Regions from separate parts of the Mus musculus genome. Here regions 2 and 3 are each linked to region 1. The links are chromatin loops, found by intact Hi-C in ENCODE. Cell type or tissue: heart. All regions are shown on one strand. Links, peaks and the distances in the headings refer to the core of each region. The heading gives the core; the rest is flanking DNA.

Region 1 (10,162 bases), core at 1,962-6,961:
AAGCCAGCATCTGAGAGGTAGAAGCAGGAGGGTCAGAAGTCTGGGCTCATCCTCCATTACATAGGCAGTTCAAGGTTAGCCTGGGCTGTCCTGAAACAACAGAGAAGTGAATACAGATCATGTAAACTCACAGTCTAACTGTGGGTGATGTTTGCTATCACCAGGATGCATTCCGTATACAAGAGTTGGCTCCCGTTCATAGCAATTAAACCTAGGAAATTAGTAGGGCTTCTATCACAGTTGGAGACTTATGGGCTCCGATCTATAACTTTATGTCTCTGCTGCTATTATAAGCGCTTACGACTTATAATTAGGAGAACGACTACAAAAAGAAAATTACAGTCACGGGGGACAATGAATGTTTGAAAATTCACAGTCACGGTGACCAGTTCAGCTGGCAGTGGCCACTCTGCTGATCTTAAACACAGCAGTGCCCAGAACAGAGGACCTCTGCCTTCGCTACAGTCTGTACAGCCGAGACAACCCCACCCCACCCGCCAAGACTGTTAAGTACTGAAGCACCTACAACTTCAGGCCTGGACAAGATCAACACATGATCTTCTTTGACAGCCAATCAGAGAAACGAGTCTCCAATTCCTCCTCCGTAGTTGGCCTGAATATGCACTGTGCCTGTATCAAGTATATATTACTACACAAATGCCTTAAAATGAAATTTTCATTTCACATTATACACGCATACATATGCAGAGATATGTTGCTTTTGTGGAATTTTAACAACTTAAATATTTACATAAAAATCAAATTTAAATCTATGCTTATTATAGCCTGTAACTGGCATATGTCCTCTTTAATATTATTGATTCCAGAGGCCTCACACCAAATGAGGGATTGGCTGCAGCCCGATGACCCTACTTAATGGGGAAGCAGTCAGTGGCGCATAGGGGACACCACGGTGTGCTCAGGGACAGTGCTTAAGTGCTTCTCACCAGTCATGGATGGCTGTCACTCATGCCCAAACCAGACCAAACAGGAGGGCTGCACAAAGGAACGGGACGCAAAATTCACCTGTATCACTCAGCCACTGGGCCCAGTCCAAAGCCAAGTGGAACCATCATTTATTTACTCTGTGTGCCTGATTGGAGGCCGGGGGCGGGGGCAGGGGTGCCTGCCACAGGATGAAGCACGTAGACCGTCGGGGTTCCAGGGGTTCCAGAGACCCAACTCGCATCCTCACGATTGACTACATGCACCTGTACCTGTTTCTATTTCTATTTTTTCACTTTTAAACTAGATCTCTTCAGTTTATCTTTGTGTATGATGGAAATAAATGCTCACATGCCATACATAGTTGAGAGGACCATAAGAAACCTGCTCCATGATTTGATCCTAAGATGACAATCGATATCTAATTTTTTTAAGACTTGCTTATTTTTACTTCATGTGTAAGAGTGTTTGTCCTATATGTATGTGCGTGTACCATGTGCCTGCCAGGTGCCCAAGGAGGCTGGGCATGGCCTGAGTCCCTTGGAACTAGAGTTTCAGAGGGATGGGAGCTGCCACATTGGAGCTGGGAACTGAACCTGGGTCCTCTGGAAGAGCAGTGCATGCGATTACCTACTGAGCCTCCCTTCCAGCTCCCAGAGCAAATTTTAATTAATTCAGACACAGCACCAAGAGCTCCCAAACGGAAGTGGACACGTCTAGGGATGAATAACGTGCCTGTGCCTACATCCCTGGCACGGGGCTGTTGGGTGAAAGGTCAGCGCGTCCTTTTCAGAGTCCTTTCCAGGTCGTTAACTGTCTGAACAACACAACTCCCAGCAAGGAGAGCAATGCTCTGGCTATACCACTCCGTTCCACAGACAACCAAAGGAATTAAGGGACTCAAAAAAGAGTCTGGGTTCCATGGCTTGGAAAACATCAAGAGCCAGGGCTGATGGGAGACCCAAGTTCCTTGAGCTCTCGAAGCAGGATGTTCTCCTCTGTGACATGTGACAAAGCCACATTCAAACAATACCCAGTACAGAAACACCTCTGCAGCAGCTCAGTCCCCACGGGAGCAGATACTGGCACAGTGCTGTCAAAGTTCAGTGCTTAAAAGCACTGCAGGGAGCAAACCCTGGAAGCCGGGCACGGTGGTGCACACCTGTAATCCCAGTCTGGGCAGGCAATCAGGACCAGACTCCGGTACACAGGTTTGAGGCCAGTCTAGATGACATGACACTTTAAAAAGGCCAGCCACGGAGGAGTGATCAGTGGCCTGCATTTCCCTAGTGACATAAACACAGACACCTGCTGTCCCTGAACCTGCAATAGCCCAACAGCGCCCACCCACTACTCCCCTACCCCCAGCCCCAGGGCTAGCCTGGCCTATGGGATTCCCCCATCCTGCTCGGGCCACAAGGCCACACTGTGGCTCCCATAGAGCAGCTTCCAGAATAGAGGCTGCTCTGCAAACGTGAGCTCCATCTCAAGGGAGAGCCATTCGCCACTGGGCACCTTAGAGACGACAGTTAACAGAGTTCTCCCTAGGAGCGGGAGAGATGGCTCGAGGGTTAAGAGCACTGGCTGATCCCCCCAGAGGACCTGGGTTCAATTCCCAGCACCCACATGGCAGCTCACAACTGCCTATAACTCCAGTTTCAGGGGATCTGACACCCACACACAGCCATGCATGCAGGCAAAACATGAATGTCCATGAAATAAAAATAATTATATTTTTAAAATAATATATTATTAAAACATATAAATATATATTATTTATATATAAATATATAATAATAATAATATAAACCCAGTTGTCCCTAAGGGAGAAATGATGAAAGTCTGGACCAGCGCTTTGTTCTGTCACACCTGTGACATGACAAAGGACCCTGCTGTGATGTTTTCAGAGGCCTCAGCTCATCTAACAGCTCCTCTGGGCTTTTCACAGGGGTCACTCCAGTGTCAGTCCTCCCTGTCCGCAGTTCATCAGCTCCCAGCTTTCTGCGTGTCCTAGGGACCTCCTGGAAGGAAAGGCACCGTGCCAATCTAATAGAAACAGATATTAATATTCATGTGCACACTTAGTACCCAGGCCCTTTATAAGCGAGCCACGTGGGAAAAGCAGCGTGCTACTTCAGAGCAGCTCGGGGTCCTACTTAGTGAACTCAAAAGGAGGTAATTTCAGATCCCAAAGCCACCAGAAGAACGGACAGTTGGGGCCTTGCCTCTAACTTGTACTCGCCTGTCTCCTTGTCTACAAGATGGAAAAGCAAGCTCACAGCTGTTTCAGCCCTGAGTACTAAAATAATAATAACTGCCAACACTCAGAAATCAGGTTGTCAGACACTATGTAAGTGCTCTGCAGCTCTCAGCCCGCTTACCTGTCTCGGCCCTTATGGGGGAAGGGCCATCATTGTCCCTGTTTTATAGATGGGACAACATAGGCCCAGAGAAAGGAAAAGGCTTGCCTGACTCCCAGCTACTTAAGTGGCAGACCCAGGATTTGAACCCCAGCAGCCCAGCTTCAGCATCTGTGTGCAAATCCGTGAGTGTCAGGCCTCTAGGGAGGGGGTGAGACAACGGGAAGTTCTGGTGGCCTGGACTCCAGGCAGCTCCCGGGGAAGGGTGGAAGCGTGCCCCATCGCAGAAACCAGAGTCAACCTACTGAGACCACTCAGACGACACACGCACTTGACAAACGGCCCTCTGCAAGGACGAACTGAGCCATGCAGTCAGAGAAGGGTCGTCCAGGCTGTTCTAACTGCTGTATCTGAAGCTAGTTTTAAAGAAGTGTTTCCTGTAAACACAAGGCACGCTTATCTCCTGGGAGACTTTTGTCAGCCAGACTCCTGCGTAACTTGCCATCTGCTTTACCTTGGTTGCTGTTTGCCTGGGTTAGTTATTGTTTTGGGATATTTATTTGTTTTATTTGTTTGACAAGGAATGGCCTAGAACTTACTGCAACGCCTAGGCTGGCCTCAAACTCACAGAAATCCTCCTGCCTCAGATGTGTATGCTGGCGCTGTATCTACTGTGCTCTTAAGAGACCATGTGTTTATTCTGATTCAGACATGCATTATTTGCAAGCGCTGTTCACATCTGTACCATTCGATGCCAGCCACAAGATGGCGCTCTAACACAGGCTATAAATGTCGGTGGCCAGCAATCAGAGCTATCATCTCCCACACAGACCCGCTCTGTCCACATCCCTTGCCTGGTGCAGGCCCTTACTTACTTTCTGAGGAAATCTTCCAAGCCCTGGCGGCGTTGGTCGACATGCTGGCGATTGTTCATGTTGAAAAACAGGTTTTTAGACGGAAGTTCTGGTAATTGTCTGATAAGAAAGAGAAAAGTCGATCACCAATCACAGTGACTTAGCTACAGACATTGCTCAACATGAAGGCATGCGTGCTGTGCACGGTAATAATCATCACACAGCTATCACCTAATTATTGTCGTGTGATATTAATTTAAAGGAGAATCTGTCTTTAAACACTTCTGGGGGCCATTCGTGATTAATATCCATAAAGGCTGGTAAAGCTAAGAGATGGATATTAAATTCAGATGCAGAAGGCACAAAGGAAGCACGCCTGTGCCCTGTTCTTACCTCACGCATCTTAACGCTATCAACTTTCAGCAGAACTAGACTCATGGCTCCCGGTAATTTAAACTTTAAGTCACTTACACCAGCAACGCGTTGCTTTGGAGTCTTTGCCTCAGCCACACGAACTCTCTATACCTTCTTCGTACACAAGATGTTTTCATTGTAAAACACATGCTATTTGTCTGTATAGAAACAGAAAAAACATGAGCCTCACCTAAGGGGAAAAAGCACTTTCTTAATATATATATATTATATCTCATGATGTTACCCTCACTACTCTAAGTAGTGTGCAAGCCATGAGACATGTGTGCATTTATGTGTGCACTGCAAAATCTTTCATGTAGCTTATCAGTCTCAGTCCCAGAAGAAGCCATGACGACAGGAATGAGCAGTGTTAGCCCTGGGTGGGCATGGCCCTCCCCTGACCAGACTCCTGAAGGAGGGAGGCCTGTGCTCTCCTAACGACAAGCATTGTTTCCAAGGATGGATCACTAAGGAAAACTCCAGTGGGCATGTTTGCCCACCCTGTCATCTCAGACTCAGGCAGGAGGCAGGAGGACTGAGTTCAAATCCAGCCTGGATTACACAGTGAGATCCCATCGTGAGAAACACACACGAGCCCTAAAATGCACAATGCTCCAGCGCATCCACTGCATTTTTAACCCCACGTCCAGGCGTCCGTGGATCAGCACTGACTTCCTGCAGCTCTTCACAAAGCATCCCAGACATCTGCAAATGTCAGCCCTGGTTCTCCTCCAGGAAATGACATCAGCTCTGAGTGGGGCAAACAGGGTGGACATGAAAAGGACCAGAGAGCACCTGACAGGTATAGCTGACAACACTGTCACCAGCTAGCGTCTGTTTCCCCGTAGCAGCCCTGAGACAAACTTGGGAAACAAACAAGCCTAAGTCCCCAGCCTAGGCTAAGCCACGATGCCTCTCCTCTGGGTAAACCCCGAATGAGCAGGCGGTCCCTCTGGGTACCACAAAGCTGACAAACAGCTGGGTCTGCTAGATTCAAAACACAAGCCATCTCGGCTGAGTGTGGTGGCTCGCATCTATAACCCAAGGACTTGAAGAAGCTGAGGCAGGAGCATTGCCTGCCACCTGTTTGGGCGACAGGGTGAATTCCAGGCAGTCTGAGCTATAGAGTAAGATCCTGTGTAAAGCCTCAACCATTCCTACAAAACAAACAAACAAACAAAAATACCCTCTATTTTATATATTCACTTTAAAAGAAGATCCACTTATAATCATTACATTGCTAAATGAGAAATTAGCTTTTGCTACTAAGATCTTCATTATTTCAAAACCTACCCTGCCAGTGAAGTTCTGCCATTTTCTTGGAAATCTAAATGACTGTGTACATTTTGTTCATGAGCTGTCCCCATGAAACATAGGGCAAAGTTCCTGGATGCAGGGAGGTCAAGAGTCTCAGCTGCAAAGGCCACAGTACTACACTTACTCTGCCACAGAAGCAAAACCTACCGGAGAGGCCTAACTTCAAAGCCCAGAACTGCCTGACTAATGCACTCCTTAGAGACCGAGGAGGCAGAAGGCCCTAACAAGGTCCACCCTCTGAGTATCCTCTCCTCCGAGAGAACCAGGCCACCGCAGGGACTTCTTTCATCGCCAGTGTAAGCTGGACCCATTTAAATCCAGTTTTCTGGCACACAGTTGTGGGTGTTGATAACAAAACCCACCTGATACTGATACCAGAATAAGGTCCATCTGTGAGCCCCTCAGCCAGAGGACAGGGTCAGGGACAGATACTTGAAGGGCCAGCCAGCTCTATCATTACTGGTATCATATCCCTTGAGGTTCATTTGAGTGAACGGATCCCCAGCAGATGCGCTCAGAGCTAACTAATGGAGGCTAGCCAAAAGCCTCACTCACCTACCCGCTGTGAATTGTACCACGGGCGCAGGTCTACACTGACTGGCTCAGTCCCTCTAAATCCACATGCTTGTCTCAGCCATCACCAAGCCTAGAGACGTACTATTGTCAACTGAGTATTACTTCAGAGAGAGACACCAGAACACAGAAGGAATTGTCGGGGGAACAAAGAGATATGGTATTAACCATTTCAGATGAATACATGAGAGTGGGTTTTATTACAGCATTTTTGCTCTTATGTGTAGGCTTCTGAATTCATATCATACAGTATAGCACCAAATAATCTGTATTTGGTTATCTCCTGAAAATAAGCAAATGTCATGATGCTCTGAAGTATGTGATGAGGCCCACAAACACTCTTAGAAGTAATTAAATACTTAAAATTATTTAAAATTTTCATTTTGTTTCAAATGCTTATTCTTTCTTCTTCTTTTTTTTTTCCCCCATTCCTTTGGGCAGGGAGGGCTAAAGGGACTGAGACAGGTGGTTCTCATGTAGACCAAGCTGGCCTCGAACTCCACTCTATAGCTGAGAATCACCTTGAACTCCTGATCCTCTTGCCTCTACCCCGAACATGCTGGGATCACAGGTGTGTACCCCCACATCTGATTCAAACGTCTATTCCTTTTTAAAATACTTATTCATTTAATTTCACGGGTATGTGTGTGCTCCTGAGTGTATATCTGTGCGCCTAGTGCCTGCAGAACCCTGGGGAGGTCAGAAGAGAGGCCGGATCCCCTGAAACTGGAGTTCCAGCTGCTGTGAGCTGCCATGTGGGTGCTGGGACCTCAGCTCCCAGGTCCTCTGCAAAAGCCAGTGCTCTTACCTGCTGAGCCATCTCCCCAGCCCAGATGCCTATTCTTACATGTTGATAACTTTGCACACAGGATGCACCTTTGGTGTGATCTTTTGCGTAAAACAAAAGCAAAATAACATCAGTGGCTTAGAAAATAACCGCAAGAAGAGAAAAACAAGGCAAGGCAGGGCAGTTTTTACACCTGGCTTATTTTCTAGACTGGGGACTCTTGAAGGAAAAAGATGTAGAGTGGAGTTCAGACTTCCCTTATGCAGATGACACTGAATGGCACTACATGTTAACTCATTTGTGCCCTCAGATGCCTGTGCCAGACACATTTCCAGATACAGCAGACTGTCCCGGTGCACAGGAGGGGCCGGTCTGCTCTGCCTCCTGTCTTTTCCAGGAGTTCTGGGGTACACAGACAAACTCTGCTGCTCTTGCTGCCGAGGGACATTTCCACGTGGCTCGATGCAGGACAGGTTGCTGACCTTGTCCAGGCTAAGCACAGCAGACTCCGCACCAAGCAGGCTTTCGGAAGCTCATGGTTCGTATTCTTTCCACTTGGGCGAATGTTACTTCTTGTTGCTTCCTCTTTGTACTATTGACTCAAAGTCTAGACTAAGGCAAACTAATTGTACACTGTCATTTCCAAATTCCTGATTCTATATATAAATAGGACAAGGTATAAAGGCACATATGAAAAAAGATGCTGTAATAAAACCTACTACCATGTATTAATCTAAAATGGTTACTACTGTATCTCTTGTCCCCAAAATTCTATACTCCCTCAAAGTCTATGATTTACCAAATAATATATTATCTTGAAATATAATATCATGGGCTGGAGAGATGGCTCAGTGGTTAAGACCGTTGGCTGCTCTTCCAGAGGTCCTGAGTTCAATTCCCAGAAACTACATGGTGGCTCACAACCATCTATAATGGGATCTGGTGCCTTCTTCTGGCATGCAGGCATTCATGCAGATAGAGCACTCATACATACATACATACATACATACATACATACATACATACATATTTTTTAAAAAGAAATATAATATCACAAAGAAATACCATTGGTAAGTTATACTCTTTAACCATTCATTTTAAAGTATTCACATCTTTATAAGTAAAGGCAATAAATATTGAAATATTAATATTTTAAATAAGAACAATATGAGCTTCAAAGAAGCAACTCTTCCACTTCCTGCTTCATTTGTGATACAAACTTAGCTACAATCATCCTGACTCAGTTCTCTGAGTTAAAGAAGTTTTTCAGCTCTTCATATCAATTCTGTCACATAAAATGCTCACCACCTAAAACCTGCTTCCTCCTGGCTGTGTACTCACGTGAATGCAGATCTCATAGTCGATATAAGAGTGCCAAAAGTCCTCCTTCTGAATCCTGGGGTCCCGGACCCAGACACTCACGAACTCCTGCAAGGGCATCGGGAACAAAGAGCAGCGTCAGGATTATGGGAAGGGCTGGAGGGAGCCGGACAGAACTGGAGGTACCAGCCAGTGTGCTCGCTGTCCCTCAGAAAGAAGGAAGTAGAGACCACGAATCAGGTGTCACCAGAGTCCAGAAAACACGTTGCCACAAATGGAAACTTCTTTTTTTTTTTTAATTACGTATTTTCCTCAAGGAAACTTCTAAATAATGCAACACTGAGCGGAGAGTGCGTATGACCTGTGTGTGAAGATAGTTCTGAAACTGGTCCTGAAGGCTCAATCTTTGAAAAATAAGTTGCCATCTGTCTCAGCTTTTTAGTGCAACAGTTACTAACACCACCTCAAACACCTAGGGCCTGTCTAGCAAATAAAGAGAAGCAACAAAGGTCTTTTGAAAAGCAAGCACTAGGGACTGGAAACTGCCCAGCCGAGCCACACACCCTCTCCCTCACAATTTTTAATTACATTTTCTATACATCAAGTCACTTTCCCTTCATCTTTGTGTTTGAGTAAAGGGGACGTTTTCTACAGCAGAGGCACAAGGGCACACCTGCAACCCCAGCACTTGGGGGGACAGAGGCGTGGGGGTGGGGCATAAATTCCAGGCCAGGCTCAGCCACAGAGCCAGAGTCCGAGTCAAAACAACAAAATAAATCAGTAAGTAAACACATTTAAAAAAAAACATTGTGGATAATTGTGTTTGTTTTCAAAGATAGTAAGAGTAGAAGAAAGGAGTTGGAGAGAGCGCTCGTTGCTCTTCCTGGCGTCCCAGCACTCCAGTTCCTAGCGGATTTGACCCTGTCTTCTGGGCACTGTGTGCTTGTGGTGCACAGATATACATGCAGAAAGAACACCTAGACACACAAAAAAATTTTAATTTTTTTAGAAAATTCAAAAGAGAAGAGGGAGGCAGGCCATGGGTTTGGACAGACCTCTGTGCTGTTGCTCAGATAATAAACAAGAGGTTTTCTTCAGTCCGTCAGAGACTTTTCAAAAGCAGAGAAGCAGTTCCTGTTTGCTGACAGTAACACTGCATCCAGCAGGTCTGGTGTTAGAAAGCAGCACACCCCTAATCCTGCATCTGAGAAGTCAGTCTCACTGCACGCCCTCGGGGGCCTAGGGAGGCAGAGGCAAGGCCAGCCTGGTCTACAGAGCGAGTTTCAGGACAGCCAGGGCTACACAGAGAAACCCCATCCTGAAAAAAAAAATACAAATAAATCAATAAATCTATGTTTGCTTGGTTAGGAAGGGGGAAGGAGAGGGAATAAAGGAAGAGAAGAGAGTAATGGACAGGGAGTTAGGGCTCACAGCTATACCACACATCCAATCTCAACAAATAAATAGACTGGGAAGAGAAGACCACGAGCTTTCAGAAGACCACACCCCCATCCCAGCCTCCCAAACCTGCACACCTAGGGCTCCGAACCATTCAGGCTTTTACGGGCCTTTCCTTGACCTAAAAGTTCTCT
Region 2 (10,162 bases), core at 1,929-6,928, 220 kb after region 1:
GATAAACGTGGCAATGCAGTGTTTCCTAATGACACACAGTAAACTTGATCATATCAAATTTCTAGCCTGTATTTTGACTGATCCCATTGTAAGTTCTTAGGCCAGGCATGGTGACACACACCTGTAAGCTCAACATTAGGGAGACTGAGAGAGGAGGATGGTGAATTTGAGGTTAGTCTGAATATATTGAGAGTTCCCCTTCCTCAAAACCATTAAGAAACCAACTGGGTGTGGTGGCTCATGACTTTAATGCCAGCACTAGGGAGGCTGAGGCAAAAGGCTTGCTGTGCATTTGAAGCCACGTAGGGCTACGTGTTTCTAACTAGTCTGGCTATGAGCCATCTGAAGTGGGGGCTGGAAACCGAACTCGGAGCCCCTGTAAGAGCAATGCACATTCTTAACCCCTGAGCCATTTCTGCAGTCTGCCAGCAGCGCTGCTAAGTCTTATGGAGCCACTGAGAGGACCAGATGGGACTAGAATGGTGGGAACAGCCAACTCCATTTCCTCTACTCTGACTGAGAGAGGATTTCATGGGATCTTCCAGTAACTCTTGACACCCTCAATTGAATAATTTCATTTATGTGGGGCGTTCATCATCTCCCCTACAATCCTGCCCTTTGCATTCCTTTCTTCTCATTATTAGAGGTTGTGGCTGTCTTTGTTCCCCTGGAACTCTTATGCTGTGTGCCCATAGTCCTTTCGAGGTGTTGATATCAGTGACTCCTCCCTTCCAGCAGACGCCAGCCACTTGCAACTCCATCAGTATAGTTTTGTTATAAGTTCACTTGGGTCAGAGCATGTTTGTTCCATGTTCACCATGACAACTGGCTCACTGAGGGAGCCATGGAGACGGACATCGCTGAGATGATAGGGAGAGCCCTATTTAGTCAGAACTTATACCGAGCCTAGGGGAAAGCCACTGGGGGTGGCAGAGGGGTTAGGACAAAGTGTAATGATTTCTATATTTGAAAACACATTAATGAAGCCTGGTGAGATGGCTCAGTGGATGGTGGCACTGCTCACGATTCCTGACAACTTGAGTTTGATATCTGGGCCCCACAGGGTGAAAGAATAGAAGAGAACTGATTCTTACAAGTGGTCCTTTGACCGCACATGTATGTTACACACACACACACACACACACACACACACACACACACACACACACACTGTAACAAAACTGATGAAACACCACAATAAAACTCATTCATTTGTATGTTAACTTAAAAAGCAATTAATAATAAAATGATAATAAGAATAAGAGTCAGCTTATACGGGGCCAAATTGGCAGTCGCCATCATCCTAAATCTATATCATTTTTTGGTTGCCTTAATTACCTCATCAATGACCCTCCTTGTACCAATTTTCTAGCCATTGAGTTTTGCTGTGTCTCTGGGTAGTGGTGCTTGAACTAGTGTGACCTACTCCTCTGAGTGTCTGAGACTTAGGGCAGTGTTGGTTATGGTATAAAATCAATCCCTGTACCAAAAAGGGCACATTTCCCTCCCTGACTGCTCATGAGAAGATGCTCTGGGCTTGTGGAGAAGTCCTCCTACCCTAGGAAGTGCACAGCCCAGTGGGCTAGGGAACTGTAAACATTTTCTCCACTGTGTCTCAGGATCCCTGGAGCTGCTTTTGCCCTCTTCCCACCTCCCTCAGTGGCAGGTGGTGCCAGGAGGTGGTTGTTTACCTCTGAGATGAAGGGCAAGGGGGGGGTGTGTCCTGAGGTGGCCACTGAAGCCCATCTGAGCTGATGGGTGAGAGAATGGTGGCCCTTTGTGCGCTGGGATCTGATTGGATGCATTCATCTCCTTGGGAGACAAATGAAATTAATCCTCTCTCCAGATGGCAGCAAAGTGACAGGAGCGCGGAGATTAAAAGAGATTGTGAGGTTATATGGGTGACAGCAGCCATCAATCGGGTTATGAAACCCAGCACCACGCTCCCTACAAAGGTAAATGGCCCGTCTCAGCTTTGCAAGCCTGATAGGTTCAGGTCCTGAGGAAAAACCTTTCCCTGTGACTTGCCTCCTATCTGACTCCTTTAAATTTCAAATGTCCACTTTTAAGGCTACTTTTTAACCACCCGTTACAGGCAGCTTTTAGATCGAATCTTTGTGATACTGTCATTTTTTCTCTTTGTTTATGTAAATAAAGACCCTGCAGCTACTAGGTTCCTGGAGAAGTTGAGTCTGGCTTTGACACATCCAGGCCAGTTCCCCAGGGCTCTTTCTTACCACCAGCATCAGTGTTTTAGGAGGGAAGAGAAAGGAACAGGATGATCGGCCCACAGGGTAGCTATTCTGCAGTCACACTGTCACAAGGGCGAGCACTGGAGCTGCGTGGCCCTTCAGAGTTGGCCTTTTTGGGGGGAAAGCAGTAGGTCTTATTAGCCACTTATTGCTGTGGGCTGCCCCCCAGGAAGGAGACATGGCCTAGGGCAAGGTGACCTCCCCCAGGCAGGAAGTAGGGGCCAGACAGCCTACGATTTTTCCTGGAGGTGAGTCCTGAATGGGAGATCTGGGTGGCACAACACAGCATCCATGACAGACACAACACAGCATCCATGACAGACACAACACAGCATCCATGACAGACACTTAGCTGAGGCTCTGGGGATAAGCCATGCTTTCGATCTGTCCCCAGACTCCACCAGGACATCAGGAAGCGGTGACTTCTCCGTCTCCTTCATAAATAGTATTTTGTTCTTCCCAACACTTTTGGTTTTTTCCTTTATCCTTTTCGGTATAGGGGATCGAATCCAGGGCCTTCCACAGTACTTCCACAGGTACTGTGCTACTGGATCATGCTTACTGATCTTCTTTTAGCCGTTTCTCTCATGGTTCTCTGAGTTGTCACCATCCTTCAGAGATAGCACCCATGGGAGGGACTTCCCAGTCTATCTGCAAATCCTTTCTCTGTGAATATGTCCCCATCTGAAGCACTTTGTCCCCATTTTGAAGCATTCCTACTCTGAATTTTTTTTTTTAAAAGATGTACTTATTGCTTTTGTAGAGGACGCAGGTTCAATTTTCAGCATCCATATGGAGTCTCACCATCCCAAACCATCCATTCATTCTGTTCCAGGGGATGCTATACTTCTTCTGACTTCTGCCAGCACCAGACATGCATGCAGTGCACATACATATATGCTGGCAAAATAGTTGTCACATAAATGAACTAAATCTAGAGTTTTTGGAAGATTTATTTTTTATATTTAATTACATGTATGAGGGGGTCTGTGCCTACGACTACAGTGACTCTGGAGGTCAACAGAGGGCCTCGGACCCTCTGGAGCTAGAGTTCTAGTTGGTTGAACTGCCCATGGGTGCTGGAACCTGAACTCAGGCCCTCTGAAAGAGCCGCAGGCAATCTTAACTGTTGAGCCAGCTTTCTATTCCCTCTTGAGAGTTTAATTTGAAGTGAGTCTACCTCATTTCCTCAGGTTGTCTAAAATCTCTCTGAGGGCGGAGGGCCTATAACTCTTCTTTGAATGAATTGTTAGAACCGTCACATCAGTAAGTCCTAATGGGCTCTCAGATTGGGCATTGGCAGTTTCTGTTCCCTGTGGCACAACATCGCCTTTTACAAGGCAAAGATTTTAGTCAGTTTTCTGTTCAAGGCTGCTCCCGAATTCCCGTGAAAAATCAAAACTGTATCACTGGAGGTTCTAACTCCCTCCTTGGCACTCAGCACACTCCCCATCCCTTCTGCTTTTGGGCTCTCATACTGGCCCCGCCCCTTGCCCACAAACCACGCCCACAGATTCTCCTCCGCCTTCCAACTCAGGCAGCCCTCTCTTATTCTTCTCTGCTTCTTTTCTCAGCGCTCCTCACGGGTTCCACCTGTGCTTGACATTCTATTTTAATTATCTGTTTGTTTCCCCGTTTGCAGTGAAGATCCCCGTAAGTCAAAGACCTTGTCCGTCTTCATTGTTTAGCATACTACCTTCAGCGCTAGAACACTACACACTGCCTGGCACAGAGCAAGCCCTAAACACTGTCTGGTGGTGTCTGCATCTTGGGCTAGGGAAGTGGGAAGTCTCAAGACGACTACCATCCCGCCCTCCAGGCTTGTTCCTCCTCCGGCCAGCAGGGGGCTCTTTCAATTCAGAAGAGCAGCTTAGTGGTTCACCTGAAATTCTGCCTCATACAATCAGACCCCCCTCCCCCACTTTCTCCTAATTTGACTGTGCCAACTCAGGCAAATATTGAACTTTGTGTTAAAAAGCACGTTTTACTTTTTATAGGTAGTCCTCCAAGGACTTTTTGATTTTGGTTGTGGAGGGGTGTAAGGTTTGCTGTTAGAACCTCCACTTTTTTTTTTTTTCCCATTCACCCAACAAAATCAGCTACAGAAGTAAAACATGGGTGGAACAACCACGCAGTGGCGGGGAAGCTTCATGTCAACGCTTAAGTCCAGCAAATGAAGCAGCTGACTGAATGAGGCCAGTCGGCAATAACGTGTATTTAGCCACTGGGAAGGGAGTTGCTCCCACCCCCTCCCTCCCCCCTTTCCAACAACAATAATCTGGCAATATTACATTGCTATATATAACTTCTTTTGGAAAATATACACTTCCCTTAAAATAGGGTGGTTTTAAAGTTTGTATCAATTTAGAAATTGTAAAGTCCCCACTGGAAGAAATTGCTAGTGCGTTTGAATGGACTTATTGTCTGTTGGCCCTTTCCTTTAGGGTAGAGTCTGGCAGGAGCGCCAGCTTCCCTGCCAAGACAAAAAGAGCTATATCTACCGCTTATGCTCACTCGGTCAACACAAAGCAACCTCAGTTTGGCAACCCTCAGCGGTTGTTGGGAAGGCCCAGGTATCGTCGTTAAGCCATTAATACGGTGTATGTGCTGTTACACACGTCTATTTCTGTATAAATGCTTCTTCATTCTGTACCCAGGAAAATCTGCCTCCCTGGTCAGGCAGCCGTTTCCTGGAAAAACCACAGTAGCCTTCTGTGAGTGAACTGTAGTGAATGCATTCTCACAGAGAATGAGGCAGAGGAGCAGGGTGTGGAAGGCTGCTTGTCGGGCCTGAGAGCGTTGCTCTGTACAGTGGAGCTAGCCAGGTACTGTCAGGGTGCCTAAAAACACAGTCATTGAAATCTTATAAACTGTTCTGAATTGTAAACCAGCCAATCCAGATTTGTTTGTTTATTTCTGATAAAAAGGACTAACTCTAGGGAGGAGAAAATGAACCTGGTGGTTTGAGTGAACTGAAGCAGGCCACCGCCAACGGCAGGCACTGATGAAGAGGACTCTTTGGACAGGAGGGCTTCATAACCGCTGTGGCAGACAGACGGTATGCACAGTCAGTGACCAATACCCGTGAGCAATGTTTTCAGAGATCCTTGTTAGGTAGGACACGCCAGTAACAAAAATCTCGGAGAACTTAGGACACCACACGGGGGACACTGCACATTCAAGAGAGGCTTGCGACATTCCAGAACACACTACAAATTACCATGACCTCCATTCATCTCCATCTGGAAGTAGCCGCCACCAAAAAACCCCCATTTTCAAAAATAAAATGGGCTGAAGTTTGGGTATATCTGATCTCTAGGTAGAACACCACAAGCTATCTCAAGGTGTTTATATGCTGCGGCTCTCCTGAGCACAAAGTCAGTGGTCTGTCAGTGTACTTGAGAAAAAAAAAATTAAATGGTCTGGGAAGGTGGCTCAGTGGATGCTGGAGGATTTAACTATCCCCAGTATCCCTGTAGAAGCTGCTAGTGGTGGTAACTCTAAAACTGGGGAGGAACAGACAGGTGGCTCTGTGGGGTTTGCTGACCTAGTCGAGCTGAATCAGTGAGCTCTGGGTTCTGAGAGTGACCCTGTCTCAAAATAAGGCAGAGCGAGAAGGAGGAAGAAAGAGTCCACCTCTGGCTTCCACATGCACACACACGTGTACACATGTGTATATGTACACATGCACAGTATTAAATCACAGGCCACTCATTTCCTAAAGTGTCTACTGAGCACCTACTGTGGGTAAGGCACAGATTTGAATACTTGAGTTACTCAAGAGAACGAGGCGACGTGACATCTATGTATGCTGCTGCCATATAATAGATACTGGGGTGGGTGTCTGCAGTGAGGGCATGTGACATGTCGAGGGCACTCAGAGGAATGTGAGAAGACTACAGAACCATTTCTGGTGTGTGTGTGTGTGTGTGTGTGTGTGTGTGTGTGTGTGTATGTGTGGCTCCTGTGTGACAAGCAGAACTTGAGGACCCGGAGACAGCTGCTGGCCTGGGGCTGAATACATGAGAAGCCAGTTTAACTCCACACATCATCTTCCCCACACATAATGCCATGTCTGTCAAGTCTTCCGGGATATTTCTCTAGATTAGCGTATCTGTTAGTACAGAGGTCATTTCTTCTGGTGGAAATGAGTGAAGAAACAGTGTGCATTTTCTGCCGTGGGGGGTACTTCTTACACACGTGGCAGTTGTCACTCAGACTTATATGGACCCTTTTATAGACGTGGCACAGCCCTGATCCAAGGACAGAGAGCTCCAGGGACTTCTTGATTCTGTACTGCTAACTCTTGTGATGATTCTCCTGTGTGGTGAGGGAAACTGAGGACTGAATACTGTCCCCCTGCCCTTTCAGCTGTTGGAGAAAATGCTGACGCATCTTGACGAAGGAGAAAAAGCGGCTTAAGTAAGAACAATGAGCAGTGTTAGTTTGCAATACTCTGGAACTCAAAAGCCTTGAGTTCCCTGGTATCCTACACAGATCCGGCTTCTGGGAATGAAACTTCTGAATACCAAGTTCCTAAGAGGCTGTTAATGTTCCTGTGAGATACAAGCTCCCATGGGTACAACCAGGTCTAGAGTGGATCCACAGTGCCACCCTGAATCCTATTTTACATAAAATGTCAAGGAAGTAAGACAGGGCATATTGAGTCCACGCCAGGAATAGATGACTACCTCATAGTTACAAACAAGCTTGTCTCAGACTTGGAGGTAAAACGGTAGGCAGACAGTCTTGAAGATGCAGGCACACAGACAGGAGCATTGGCAACAGAACAGGGCTTGACTCCCACGGGATACTTTATGAATTTTCTGATGCCAAGGATGACTTTATAGATGGCTTAGTACTCCTGTTCAGCTGCTGCCTAAGGCCCCGCGGTGACAAACCAAACTGTTGTTAATCTTTGCCACTGGTCCCTGGACCGTGTGGTTTTGGATACCATTTCGCGGTACAGAATCTCATCAATCAGAAAACAAGAACACTCAACTTTGCTGGATCCTTTATCTGTTTCCAAACAGCTGCCTCCTGCATGCCTTTGCTGTTGTTTTCAAGGTTGCCCACCCCTTCCTTCTTCATCAGTTGTGTAGCAGTGAGCTGCTCACACCTCATTGTTCCCTAAATCTCCTATGCACAGTCCCAGACTTACCTGGGACACATGACTTTATACATCTCTTTGCTAAAGTTCCCTGCAACAGCGATTTGCATTCCTGGTGCCTTTCCTTTGGGATGGGTTCGAACCATCCATTCCACATTCTCTGGCTGGTGAAAGCCACAGAAAGAAACGCGTCCATAGCCTGTCTTTCCTTAAGCTCAACTAACAGTGGAGTTAGGATCTTAGAAAGAATCATGAAATGTTCTTCCAAAAAAATAACATCCAGGCTTCAGTTCATTTTCTGTGAGAGAATTAGATGCCACTTTTGCTGAAGGGCATAAAATCCACATCTTCTTCTTCTCCTCTAAAGGATCTATTGCTCTTAAAGCTGTCTAGGTCTTGGATGGAAGGCATTCCTGCAGGGCTCAGTTCCAATAGTTTCTTTCCCCAGCTATTAGCACCAGTTGGTTTCTCCTTTCTTTAAACCTATTTATCATTTGTGTAAATATAGTATTGGGGGAGCTTCCTGGATTAGATCATTTCTCGGCCTCTCAGTGCCCTTGGCGTTAATAGCACTTTTCTGCCAAGGCTTAGTGAGACATTAACACAATGGCTTTTGCCATTCTGATTCTGCTCAGAGGTCTGTAGTGTCCCTTAACTGCTGTTGAGACGAGATATAATTGTTTTTCTTGGCTTTGTTCCAGTAAAACACCATCTTCTTTCTCTTTGGGGGTGACCAGATTTTCTTTGTTCTGAATGGCAAATTGTCATTCACAAACACTTACTTTTGCCTCATCTGTTGCAAGGCTGACTGGACTAGGTTCTAGGGCTACCAAGCAAGTCATGGGCCCATTGTCTTCCCATCCAGCTCAGAGGATGTCTCCCTGAGAAATAGATCCTTTAGAGGAGAAGAAGAAGATGTGGATTTTATGCCCTTCAGCAAAAGTGGCATCTAATTCTCTCACAGAAAATGAACTGAAGCCTGGCTGTTATTTTTTTGGAAGAACATTTCATGATTCTTTCTAAGATCCTAACTCCACTGTTAGTTGAGCTTAAGGAAAGACAGGAGATGGACATCAATAAAACATCATACAGGTAATGGGTGTCCCGTCCATGGTTACATGTCCAGGTCTGTAAACTCTGTCTTGCTGAGTCCCTCTCTGCCATGTTGGGAAGGCCCATGTTACACAGAACTGAGGGTGGCTGCTGATTGGCAGCCCTGATTCCAACACCTAACGAGAAAGTGAATGTTGAAGTTCAGTTTACCTAGCACATTCGATTGGAAACGACCGGTCCACAGCTGGCTGCTCAGTTGATAACCCAGCTCTGGCAGTAACTCGACGGAAACCTGGCAGAGGGTAAGCCACACCTAGATTTTGGGCAGTAGGAGCTGAGAGAGTATTGTGTCTGGGTTTAAGCTGCTAAGTTAAGGATACTGTTGCTATACTGTTGTAGAACGCCATATACATATAGCTTATTTTTTATTTCTCACACATCTGTGGGTGCTTTGTACATTACATATAACTTTATTATATCTTTGGAGCATGCCATCTAACTTGTTTTGCATGTCTGGCTTCCCTATATACCATAAGGATCACATAATTGCCACTGATGAACAGTAAAAAAAAATGTTTCCTCAGTCCGAGGCTCCATCTTGATGGCTGGGCATGTTGGGTGTGGGTCAGAAGTGTGGCTAACACTTCCCAGTAAAGTCTAACTCTTTAAGCTGGCTGACTAGGTCTTTAGTAGAGTTATTTTCTCTCAATGCTATTTTCCCTGCTGTAAAGTCCCAGAACTTAGAGGGGAGGTCACCTGTTGTTTTTGAGTCATGGAGGAGAAGGGCTATTCAGGCAACGGGCCTCGTGCTTTGCCTCTACAGGTGCAGGAAGACTAGGGGAAGGGAAGTCTGTAACTTAAATTTTTCAAAATCTACTTGTAATGATGGTTCTTAAATGCTTTAACTTCCCTTCTAGTCCACCACTGACCAGAGTTAGGGGGAAAGAAAGGATATTAGGATACAAGAGAAGCAGACCTGTTTAGAAATTGTTCCTTGGAGCAAATCCCATCTGTGTTGTCAGGAGGCCAGCAGTTCAGTTCACAGGTCAGCAGTTGTAGTTCGACGCACTTGCGAACATTCCGTGGCTATACCAGCAGTCCAGTCCAGTCATGTCGGGATAGCAGCAGTGGGGGCATGACCTCGCAGGAACAACCAGGCCTCAGCTGCACTGGCACGAGTCTTCAGGAGGGATTGGGATCAGCAGGGATGCTAGAAGTTCTCCTGTGTTCCTCTCTCGACATGCTTGTCATTAGTAAAGAGCCCTTCATCACACGCCCTTTCATGTGCTTGTTTTAGCAGAACATCCTTCCACGTGTCTGCTTCGGCAAAGCTTTCCTTCACTAGTCTGCCTTAGCGAAATGTCCTTTCACCTGTGTGTGCTTTCCTTCATGTGTCTGCTTAGCAAAACATCCTTTCAGCTGTGTCTGCTTCAGGAAAACATTCCTTCACATGTTTGCCCCAGCAAAACACCATCCGACACAACTGACTTTCCAAAGAACCCTTAACTTTCCATGTCAGAAGTCCATCTATGTAATGATAGGAAAGGCATTCTCCGTGCTGGGCAAAGATATTTCAGTGTGGTTGCTTTGGAGTCACTCATGCTATGGTCAGTAGCCCTAAGCCATTCTTTTAAGTAAGCCCAATAAACTCATCGGGTCCCCTCGGGGAATTTGGGGTGGAACTGAACTTTGTTTGTCATTTGGACCTAACAAGGAAGGGTAGGCACTGCTTCTTTAGGGAACGGAC
Region 3 (10,162 bases), core at 3,352-8,351, 71 kb after region 1:
CTCCAGTTAGCCCTGTAACAGAGAATAACCTTGAACTCTGATCCTCTTCTGCCTTCAGTGTGCCCAGCTAAAGATAGCTCATTTTAAAAGTCAAACCCAGCGGGGCATGGTGGCGCACGCCTTTAATCCCAGCACTCGGGAGGCAGAGGCAGGCGGATTTCTGAGTTCGAGGCCAGCCTGGTCTACAGAGTGAGTTCTAGGACAGCCAGGACAACACAGAGAAACCCTGTCTCGAAAAAAAAAAAAAAAAACAAAAAGACAAAACAAAAAAGAAAAAGTCAAGCCCGTTAAACAAACAAACATTAATTGAAATGGCAAATTTGATGTTATTACTACAAACTAAAAATAGTAAGTTGGATAGTTACAACTGTAACTATCCAACTATCCAACCCCCTGCCTTGATGATAATGAGTCCATTATCATCAAGGCAGGGGGTGATGGCTCCTGGCTTAATCTCCTCTCCCCCAATATATACACACTCCCAATATATACACACTCAGGAGTGGAAGCTCCAGGTTTCAATCTCCCCTCCTCCAACACACACACACACACACACACACACACACACACACACACACACACACAGGAGGCAGAGGCAGGCTAACACACACACACACACACACACGCAGGAGGCAGAGGCAGGCTAACACACACACACACACACACACACACACACACACACACACACACGCAGGAGGCAGAGGCAGGCTAATCTCTCTGAGTTTAGCTAATCTCCAAGCCAATTTGGTCTCCATAGTGAGTTCTAGGACAGCCAGGGCTATGTAGAAAGACCCTGTATCAAACAAACAAACAAAAACACAACAACAGTTGTTTTTTGTTTGTTTGTTTGATACAATAACTAGTTGTTATAAAGTTGTTAAAAACAACTTTAGCGGATATAACTTGAACCTAAACTTTAATTAATGGACCTTTGAAATCAGTCCCACTGTGGTGTAATCAATACCAACAAAGCATGAATGAGAGTCTGGTGGAAAAGTCTTTTTCTCTGAGGCGCTGAGAGATTGCTCTGCACTGCTCAGCCAGAGACTCTAGCCCTTGCCCTGGATCTGCTTTAGAGCATGGGTACATTGCAGAGAATAGCCACGTGCAGGCAATAGATGGAGTGTGTTTCCAAGACTCCTGCTGATAGTACAGTCCAAAGTTCAAGGCCACAGCCTACACACAGCTTCCCTCTAAGGTCCCAGTTATCTCCGGGTTTCTTACCATACCAACCAGCAGCACTGCCACAGAAACTAGGCTTGTGTTGTTTGTTGGAGAACTACAGAAGTCTGCATGGGCTCAGTACAGACACAGTTTTTAACAAGGATGGTTTGCTTTTTTATGTTTTTTTAAATTTTCTTCCCAGTTTTCTCCTCTACCCACCTATCTTTGTCTCTTTTTTTATAAATCTTTTCATAACATGTATGTAGGTATACATGTGTTTTGTGTGCATGAAGGTTTGGGTGAGCACTGTAGGAGGGAGGTCAGAGGACCACTTTAGGAAGCAGTTCTCTCCTTCCACCACGCAGGTCCTGGGAATCCATCTCTGGTCCTCAGATTTGGTGGCTGGCACCTTCATCTGCAGAGTCATTTCACCAGCCCAATATTTTTTTTAAATAAGTGTGATTCTGAACTGATTGAGTCTAGGGATGCTGTGATGTCCAGACAACACAGGGTAAAGTACCCCTCTGAACAGGTTCCTTATCTGCAATGTTATCTACTTAACTGGGTTGTTTGGGAGATCATGTGTATAACAGCCCACAGTCACACTGTGGCAGCTCTTGAAGAGGATATGCTTGCTGTCTTAGTTAGAGTTTCATTGCTGTGAAGAGACACCATGACCAAGGTAACTCATAAAACACAACATTTAATGGGGGCTGGCTTAAAGGTTCAGAGATTCAGTCCATTATCATCCAGGCAGGAAGCATGGAAGCATCCAGGCAGACATGGCACCAGAGGAGTGAGAGTTCTACGTCTTGTTCCAAAGACAAACAGGATAAGACTTGAATCTCTCAGGTAGCTAGGAGGAGGGTCTCAAAGCCCAACCACACAGCAATACAATTCCTCCAACAAGACCACACTTCCAAATAGTGCCACTCCCTGGGCCAAGCACTACACTTGCTTTATTCATTCATACGGTTTCAGTGCTGTGTCAGTGCCATGCGCAGGTAAGCGATGTCTCTCTCTGGAAGGTTACACTTAGGTAAGGAGAAAGTAAAAAGGCAGAGATGCACAGTAAGACCTATCTCAAATAAATAGGCAGATAGATAGATGATAGGTAGATGAGAGGAAGAAAAAGAGAGAGAAGGACGTGCATATAAGATGAAAGTGTCTTTGGAGGCCACAAGTGTTAAAGTTCTTAGAACTGGAGTTTATAAGCAGATGTGAGCCACCTGGCATGTGTACTAGGAACTGAACTCCAGTCCTTTGCAGCAGCAATAAAAACTCTCAACCAAGTACATACATAATATATATATTAACCTTATATATATATATAATATACATATATTATACATAATATATATAACCTTATTACTATGTTAGTTTGCTTTTTGTGACTGTGATCAAACACTGACTAAAACCAACCAAGGAGGAAAGGGTTTCTCTGGCTACACACAGAAATCACAGTCTATCATGAAGGGAAGTCAGGGCAGGAACTCAAGGCAGGAACCTAGAAACAGGGACTGAAACAAAGGCTACAGAAAGAATTCTGTTTACTGGCTTGTTCCATGGGCCCACATTCTAAAATCTTTATTATCACATGGGTCCGAGGGACAGAACTCAGGTGGTCAGGCTTAGTGGTAAGTGCCTTTATTTGCTGAGCCAAGATCCCAGACATCTGGTTCCTATTGTTCTTGTATTTACCATTTTCCTTTTAAATGCTAGCTAGAGTTACCTTCTAAAAATGGAAATCCGCACATATTCCTGTTCTATTTAAAACTTCCTATTGAAGGCTGGAAAGATGGCTCAACAGATCAGAGCACTCCTTGCTCTTGCAGAGAACTTCAGTTCAATTCCAGGACCTATATGGTAGATAACAATCAACTGTAACTTCAGTTCAGGGCATCTGGTCCACTCTTCTGGCTCACATGGGCACTGGATGCATAGGTGCACAGACTAACATGCAGGCAAAACACCTATATACACATAAACAATAAAATTAATCTTAAAAAATTAAATATGCTATTGGTACATAATGCACATGCATGACAGGTATTGCCACACATACACACACCATACATATATTCAAAGAATGACACGTATTACCACACACACCATACATACATACATCCAAAGAATTGTTATGTATACTCTGGGCCTTGATTTTTCTTTTTTTGTGTGTGTGTTCTATTGTAGCATTCTTTTCACAGAGTTGATGATTACCAGGCCTTGGGTTCACTAGGTAAGCATTGTGCTACTGAGCTGCACCTCAGCCAGAGCTTGAATTTTCTAAGTAGCTTATGTTACTGTCACCCTATATGCTGTCCTTTCTATCCAGCCTCTCTGGTTCACCACCCATCTGAGTCACCACCCATCCACTCTGGTTCCCTATCCAGATTCTTTAGTCCTCTGCTTCACTTGACCATAAGAGAGGGAGTCACAGCCGGGCGTGGTGGCGCACGCCTTTAATCCTAGCATTTGGGAGGTAGAGGCAGGCGGATTTCTGAGTTCGAGGCCAGCCTGGTCTACAGAGTGAGTTCCAGGACATCCAGGGCTACACAGAGAAACTCTGTCTCGAAAAACCTAAAAAAACAAAAATCAAAGAGAGGGAGTTACCCTCTGGTCCCCCACCCCACCCCCAGGCTGCCCCTGCTGTGTCAGTGTCTGGACAAGGCCCAAGAAATCTTGCTAAGGAATCATGGGGTTTCCAACAATAGTCTTGATCCTTATCTCTAAGTTACCCATTGTTTCAGCTTTGTCACTTCTTGCCTCCCTAAAAATAGACTTTTTGTTAAAGCCCAAAAGCCCATTCCAAGACCACAGGTGTTCAGGCCCTGGTGGACCAGACAATGAAGTGTCCCAACACAGTCCTTCCAGAGAGGGTTGAGAAGGCTGGGCAGTGCTCAGCCAGGGCAAATTATATTACAAGAGCCCCACTCTACACTCAGATAGAGGTTCTTCCCTGGCATATCCACAGCATCCTGGTGAGTCAGCAAGCTGGCCCAGCGGTTAAAGGTACTTGCCACCAAACCAGATGACCTGCATTCAACCCTTTGAACTCTCTTAGTAGAAGAAGAGAACCAATTTCCAGGATGTACACCATGGAGTGCATGCACACATGCACATACATACACAATTAATTAATTATGTTTTGTTGTTAGTGGTTTTTCCTTTGGTTTTCTGAGACAGGGTTTGAGAGAGAGAGAGAGAGAGAGAGAGAGAGAGAGAGAAAGGAGAAGAAGGAGGAGGAGGAGGACGAGGAGGGAGAGAGGGAGAGGAGAGAGGGTGGAAGGAGTAAAGAAAGTTTTGGTGGTGGTGGATTGAGGAGGGTTTTGGGATGGTTGGTTGGTTGGGTTGGTTGGTTGTTTTCTACCAAACACAATTTTCTGGCAACTGTATGCCTTTCTGTTTGTTTTGTTTTGTTTTTAAGACAGGGTCTTTGTAGATCAGGCTGTCCTGGAACTCACAGAGATCCACTAGCCTCTGCCTCCTGAAAGCTATTAATTAATTAAATGTCTGGAATAGCTTGGCTCCTGCCAGTGTTGGGACGTTTAAGACCTGACGGCTCTCAGAATGATTTCAGCAAGGGTGGAACAGCGCCCTCTTCTGGAAGAATGTCCTGAGACATCCCCTTTGGCTCAGAGTTACAAGGGCTGAAAAGTTCAAGCTAAGGAATAAGAAGAGTTCGAGCTAGAACAATCCACTGAAGCTGGAGTTTGAAAGAGCAGAATATGGTCCAGGCTGCTTCCCTCAAGGGACAGAGCCATGGGAATCCAGCGGCAGGTCCCCTTAAAGCTAAATGTCTTAGGGTTACAATCACTCTGATGAAACATCACAAGCAAAGCAGCTTGGGGAGGAAAGAGTGTGTCTTAGGCTTCCACAACGCTGCTCGCGATCAAAGGAAGTCAAGAAGCAACCCGGAGGTAGGAGATGGTGCAGAGGCCGTGGAAGAGTGCTATTTACTGATTTGCTCCCCATGGCTTGCTCAGCCTGCTTTCTTATAGGACACAGGACCACCAGTCCACCCTACCCAGAATGGGCTGAGCCTTGTCCATCAATCACTAATTAAGAAAATGCCCTACAGGCTTTCCTACAACCTGGTGTTATAGAGGCATGTTCTCAGTTGAGCCTCCCTCCTCTCAGACGCCATCAGCCTGTGACGGAGTTGACGTAAGACGGTCCAGCTCACTAAGGTTCTTTTCCAGGCCACCAGGAAGCAGCTTCAGAGGTAAGCTTAAATCTGACCAGTTGATCCTTTTTCCACTTTCTAATTTTTTTCTCCTCGGAGTTTAAGCTCTCTAACAAGGACCCGAAAGAATTAAAATTTATCCAGAAAGGCCCATGCTGGCGTCATGTAGCCCCATGCTGGAGTCGAGAAGAATCTCATGCAATGGAGCAATGGAGCACGCCAGAGGTGGCGCTGTCCCCCAGAGGAACCGCTTACCCCCGCTGGTAACTTACCTCACAGCTGAGCATGCGCACTCCCTGCGCTCCTTTTATCTTTAGAAATCACGCTGCAAGCGTTGTAGAAAGAAGCTGAGGGCTCTTGTCTCCTCAGTAAATATAAACCATCTTTTTGTACTAATTCTCATATCCAGTTTTTCAATAAAGCAACAAAGACTCGAATCTGCTTAGGAAGAAAATGGTATCCCGAGGGAGTGCCCAGACTCCTTCAGACTCCACAGTCCCTTCCGTGGATGCAAAACACAGCTCTCATCAACGGGAATAACAGTGAGTTTATGCTGAAAGCAGTGATGAGTGGCCATGGCTTGAGAATAGTCAGATGTCCACAAATGTCAAACATATCCGACATGGTAGCAGTTTCATAGGTTTTTGCAGAACAAAGCAGCCATAAAGTAATGTGCTCCTCGAAATTGGTGAGAACATTAGGCAAGCAGATGATAAAAAGATGTCTCTCCCATAGCTCTGAGTACAGGAAAGGGGATTCCTACCACAGTTCTGAGTACAGGAAAGGGGGTCCCTCCCATAGCTCTGAGTATAGGAAAGAAAGTCTCTCCCATAGCTCTGAGTATAGGGAAGGGGGTCTCTCCCATAGTTTTGAGATGCTATCTGTGGCTATTCTTGGTTTGTGATTGATGAAAAGTAGCAATCTAATACACCACAGCACATTTCAAGTGACACATAGGTCGCACACAGATGAGGGCAATACATAGCTATGAAGGGGGATCAAAGATTGCTCAGGATAATCTGTCTCTGATCTGCAACATTCAAAGTCTCTGGAGAATCAGCATAGGTGTGGCTCCGCCACAACCCCCATTCTGGGATATTCAGTATAGCTAGGAGGTAGAGAGAGTGAAGCTGTATTTAACTTAAGCGCTGGGACTAGCCCCCACACTCAGTGCTAGCCACAGTGAACCACTAAGGCAGGATAACATTTAAGGGTATTTGCCTGGAAATGTAGCTCAGTTGGTGGAGTGCTCGCCTCACGTGCAGGATGTCAGGGTTTTGTCCCCTGCACTATATAAATTGGGTGTGGTGGCGGGCACATGCCTTTAATCTCAGCACTCAGAGGCAGGCTGATTTCTGTGAGTTTGAGCTTAGCCTGGGGTACATAGTGAGTTCTAAAGGCTGTACAGTGAGACTGGTTTCAAAAATAAAAATAAAAATAAATAGAAAATATCTCACTGAATCACCTAAAGAGATCTAACAGTCCCTGTTGCTCTGGGTATGGAGTAGGATCTAGACTCTGCTGTTTTATATGCCTTCTGGGTAATTGCAGTAGACGACCAGACAGGAGAACCATCAATTTAGCCAGCTGTGGGGCTTATGTCTATAATCCTGAGGCAGGGCAAAAAGACAGGAAATTAAGGGAACCGAGGAGGGGAGAAAGGAGTCTGGTTGAAAGCTCTCAGCAACCAAGACCAAACAACACAGCACAGTTGTCAGCTCCCAGCTGACCACCCAAAATGGATGTGACACCTCTTTCTGTGTGAAAATATTTTCAAATAAACCATGGCTTTCAGGTTAGCCATGAACCCTGCTCAGGGCCAGAGCCTGTATGACCTTGAAGAAGACCGCACTGCTTTCTCACTTCACCACTCCCACAAAACAAACAAAAGAAAACAAAACAAAAACTAACTCACAAGATGGCTGCTAAACCCCTTAGGTCTTCTAGCCTAGGGCTTTACCTCCTGGTCATTAACACCATCCCTGCCAATCAGAAACACACAAAGGCTTCCTGCAGGAATTCTTCCATGCGTCCTTGGCCTGAGTAGAGGGATCTCAGGAAGGGCTTTTCTAGCAGGAGGCAGGGTGGAAGCTGTATCTCAGGCTTGCACCTGGAAGCCACTAATAATCCTGACACTGGAGAGCCCCAGGCAGGATCCAGCTGATGGGAGGTAGAGGTAAGAGAGCTGTCTTTGTTTGTTTGTTTGTTTGTTTGTTTTCGAGACAGGGTTTCTCTGTATAGCCTTGGCTGTCCTGGAACTCACTCTGTAGACCAGGCTGGCCTCTAACTCAGAAATCTTCCTGCCTCTGCCTCCCAAGTGCTGGGATTAGAGGTGTGCACCACTACTGCCTGGCAAGAGAGCTGTCTTGATTTTGAGGCTATCCTGGGCTACAGAATGAGAGCCAACCTTAAGTAAGTCAGTCAGTAAATAAATATATAGGTCTATGCTAAGCCAGTAGGGTGCTTTTCATGCACCCTGAGTTTGATTCCCCAGCACCTGAGTTAAAAAACCAAACCAGAGAGGGTAGAATGCCCCTGGAGTGCCAGATGCAGAGAGATGGAAAAGATGGATGATCCATGACTCCTCAGTCAGCAGCCTAGCCTAGCAAGTTCCAGGCTAAAGAGAAACCCTGTGTCAGAAACAAAACAAGAGGATAGAGACAGAGCTTAGTGGTCAAGAGTACTGGTTGCTCTTCCAGAGGACCCAGGTTTGATTCCTAGCACCCACGTGGCAGCTCACAATCATCTGTAACTCTAGTCCCAAAGGATCCAATGCCCCTCCGGCCTCCAAGGACACTGCACGCACATATTACAAAGATACACATGCAGGCAAACATAAATATACATATATATGCATATACACATATATATACACATACATACATTTAATAACCAACACCTCTGAGGTAAATCCCTGCCTTCCACAACATGTACATACCTGAAAATGTGCCTATACCCTCACCATACCCCCATAAACACAAACAACAATAAAAGAAATACTAAATTATTATCATATATTGAATAATATGGAAATATATGTTAAGTTTAAAACATTACAAAACTATAGCTGGGCGTGGTGGCGCATGCCTTTAATCCCAGCACTTGGGAGGCAGAGGCAGGCGGATTTCTGAGTTTGAGGCCAGCCGGTCTACAAAGTGAGTTCCAGGACAACCAGGGCAACACAGAGAAACCCTGTCTCGAAAAACCAAAAACAAAACAAAACAAAACAAAACTGTATATGACATATAATTAAATTTGTATAAAATACCTATTAAATCACACACATACATATTCTAAAGACTATACATATACGAGGCTGGAGAGATGGCTCAGCAGTTAAGAACACATAAAATTGAAATAAATAAAGCTTTCAAAAGTCAAACACAGAGGCCAGGTATGGCACATGATGGCACATGCCTTTAATCCCAGAGGTAGGTGGATCTCGGTTGAGTCCGAAGCCAGGCCAGTCTATACAATAAATTCTAGACCATTCTTGTTACCTAGCAAGACCCTGTGTTACCTAGTGAGACCCTGTCTCAACAAAGTGAAGGGAAATAAAAAGAAAAGCCCCACCAAAAACAAAGAAAACAAATAAAAATACCTGATCTACTAGGTCCAAAATGGATCCTTAAAATGGCAGTGCCTATGACAATGTCCTAAGCAGAAGCATTCTGACTGGGTAAGCAGGATTGTTACTGGGGAAACAGAAGCTTAAACTCAGCTTTCCTCAGGATTCTCAAAAGCCAGAGTTCTACTTACCAAGAAAATCCAAGCCCTTCCCTTTCTGCCCACACCCTGCCCCCGCCTGCCTGAGGGCATCTAGTTCCTGATTAATCTGAATTGTATCAGCTTTATCAGCTCAAAGAGCCAGCTCAAGAGCTGACTGTCAGATAAAACCTGCTGGCACTACACAGCAGGCTGCTCTCCTCTGTTCTCAAAGGCAGCCCCACAGTTTGTACACACACACACACACACACACACACACACACACACACACACACACACCATGAACTGTTTTTGTTGTTGTTTTTGTGTTTTTGAGAGAGGGTTTTTCCTTGGCTGTCCTGGAACTCACTCTGTAGAACATGCTGGCCTGGAACTCACAAATCTGCCTGCCCCTGCTGCTTCCCAAGTGTTGAGATTAAAGGCCTTCACCGCCACCACCACCCAACTCCTGTAAACTTTTTTTCCTCCCCGGAGTAGTCCAGTTTGCTTGTCTCCCCGCACACTTTCCTTGTATGGTTGCTGTAGAGTTGGTCTGAGACCAGGCTTTTATTTTGTTGCTTTGTTCTTTAGTTTCCAAATATCCGTGTTGAAGGTTTGTTCTAGCTCATAGGATCTGGAAGGTGTAGAACAGAGCCAGGCAAACACAGGAGACAATTTCGCGCCCTAGGACCCTCATTTTGTTTAGTTGTATGCCCCTACCCCTTATAGTAATGCATGTAAAAGGACAGTCAATTCCCCAACCTCTTTCCTTTTTTGTTTTAAAATTTTATTATTATTATTATTATTACCATCATCAGGATTTCTCTATGCATGTAGCCTTGGCTGGCCTGGATGTGCAGATCAGGCTGGGTTCAAACTCTAAGATCCCCCTGACTTCGAAGTGCTGGGATTAAGTCACACACCATCATGCCAAGCCAACACTTGATTTTCATTTTATGTGAATGAATTTTCATGTCTGCATATATGACTATACTGGAACACGTGTGTGCCTGGTGCCTATGCAGACTGGAAGGGGCATCAGATCACCTGGAACCAGACTTACAGATGGCTGTGGGATACCATGTGGGTGCTGAGACTCAAACCTGG

Evidence for each region. Peaks named below come from ENCODE experiments on the same cell type or tissue, not always from the same donor. Only the 100,000 strongest peaks of a DNase experiment are listed, where the experiment ranks them.
Region 2: a loop joins it to region 1, with 6 times the contacts of the local background. A loop is called at or near these places in 8 of 42 quality-filtered maps.
Region 3: a loop joins it to region 1, with 7 times the contacts of the local background. A loop is called at or near these places in 24 of 42 quality-filtered maps.

The regions. Positions count from the first base shown.
Region 1 is chr6:51,574,419-51,584,580 of GRCm38, reverse strand. It overlaps Snx10 (sorting nexin 10), which reads right to left. Exons shown (of 7, transcript NM_001127349.1): 3 at 8,592-8,678; 4 at 4,631-4,731; 5 at 4,181-4,279. Among named protein-coding and RNA genes, the nearest start is that of Snx10, 56 kb to the right of the region's middle. In heart, for the core only: a CTCF peak has its summit at 4,056 (motif pointing right); a DNase peak (open chromatin) is centred at 4,070; H3K27ac peaks cover 547 bases.
Region 2 is chr6:51,356,649-51,366,810 of GRCm38, reverse strand. No RefSeq gene overlaps it. Among named protein-coding and RNA genes, the nearest start is that of Gm6559, 18 kb to the left of the region's middle. In heart, for the core only: a CTCF peak has its summit at 4,083 (motif pointing right); DNase peaks (open chromatin) are centred at 3,740 and 4,080; H3K4me3 peaks cover 618 bases; H3K27ac peaks cover 422 bases.
Region 3 is chr6:51,504,896-51,515,057 of GRCm38, reverse strand. No RefSeq gene overlaps it. Among named protein-coding and RNA genes, the nearest start is that of Snx10, 14 kb to the left of the region's middle. In heart, for the core only: CTCF peaks have their summits at 3,998, 4,773 (motif pointing left) and 5,577; DNase peaks (open chromatin) are centred at 3,957 and 5,597; H3K4me3 peaks cover 922 bases; H3K27ac peaks cover 895 bases.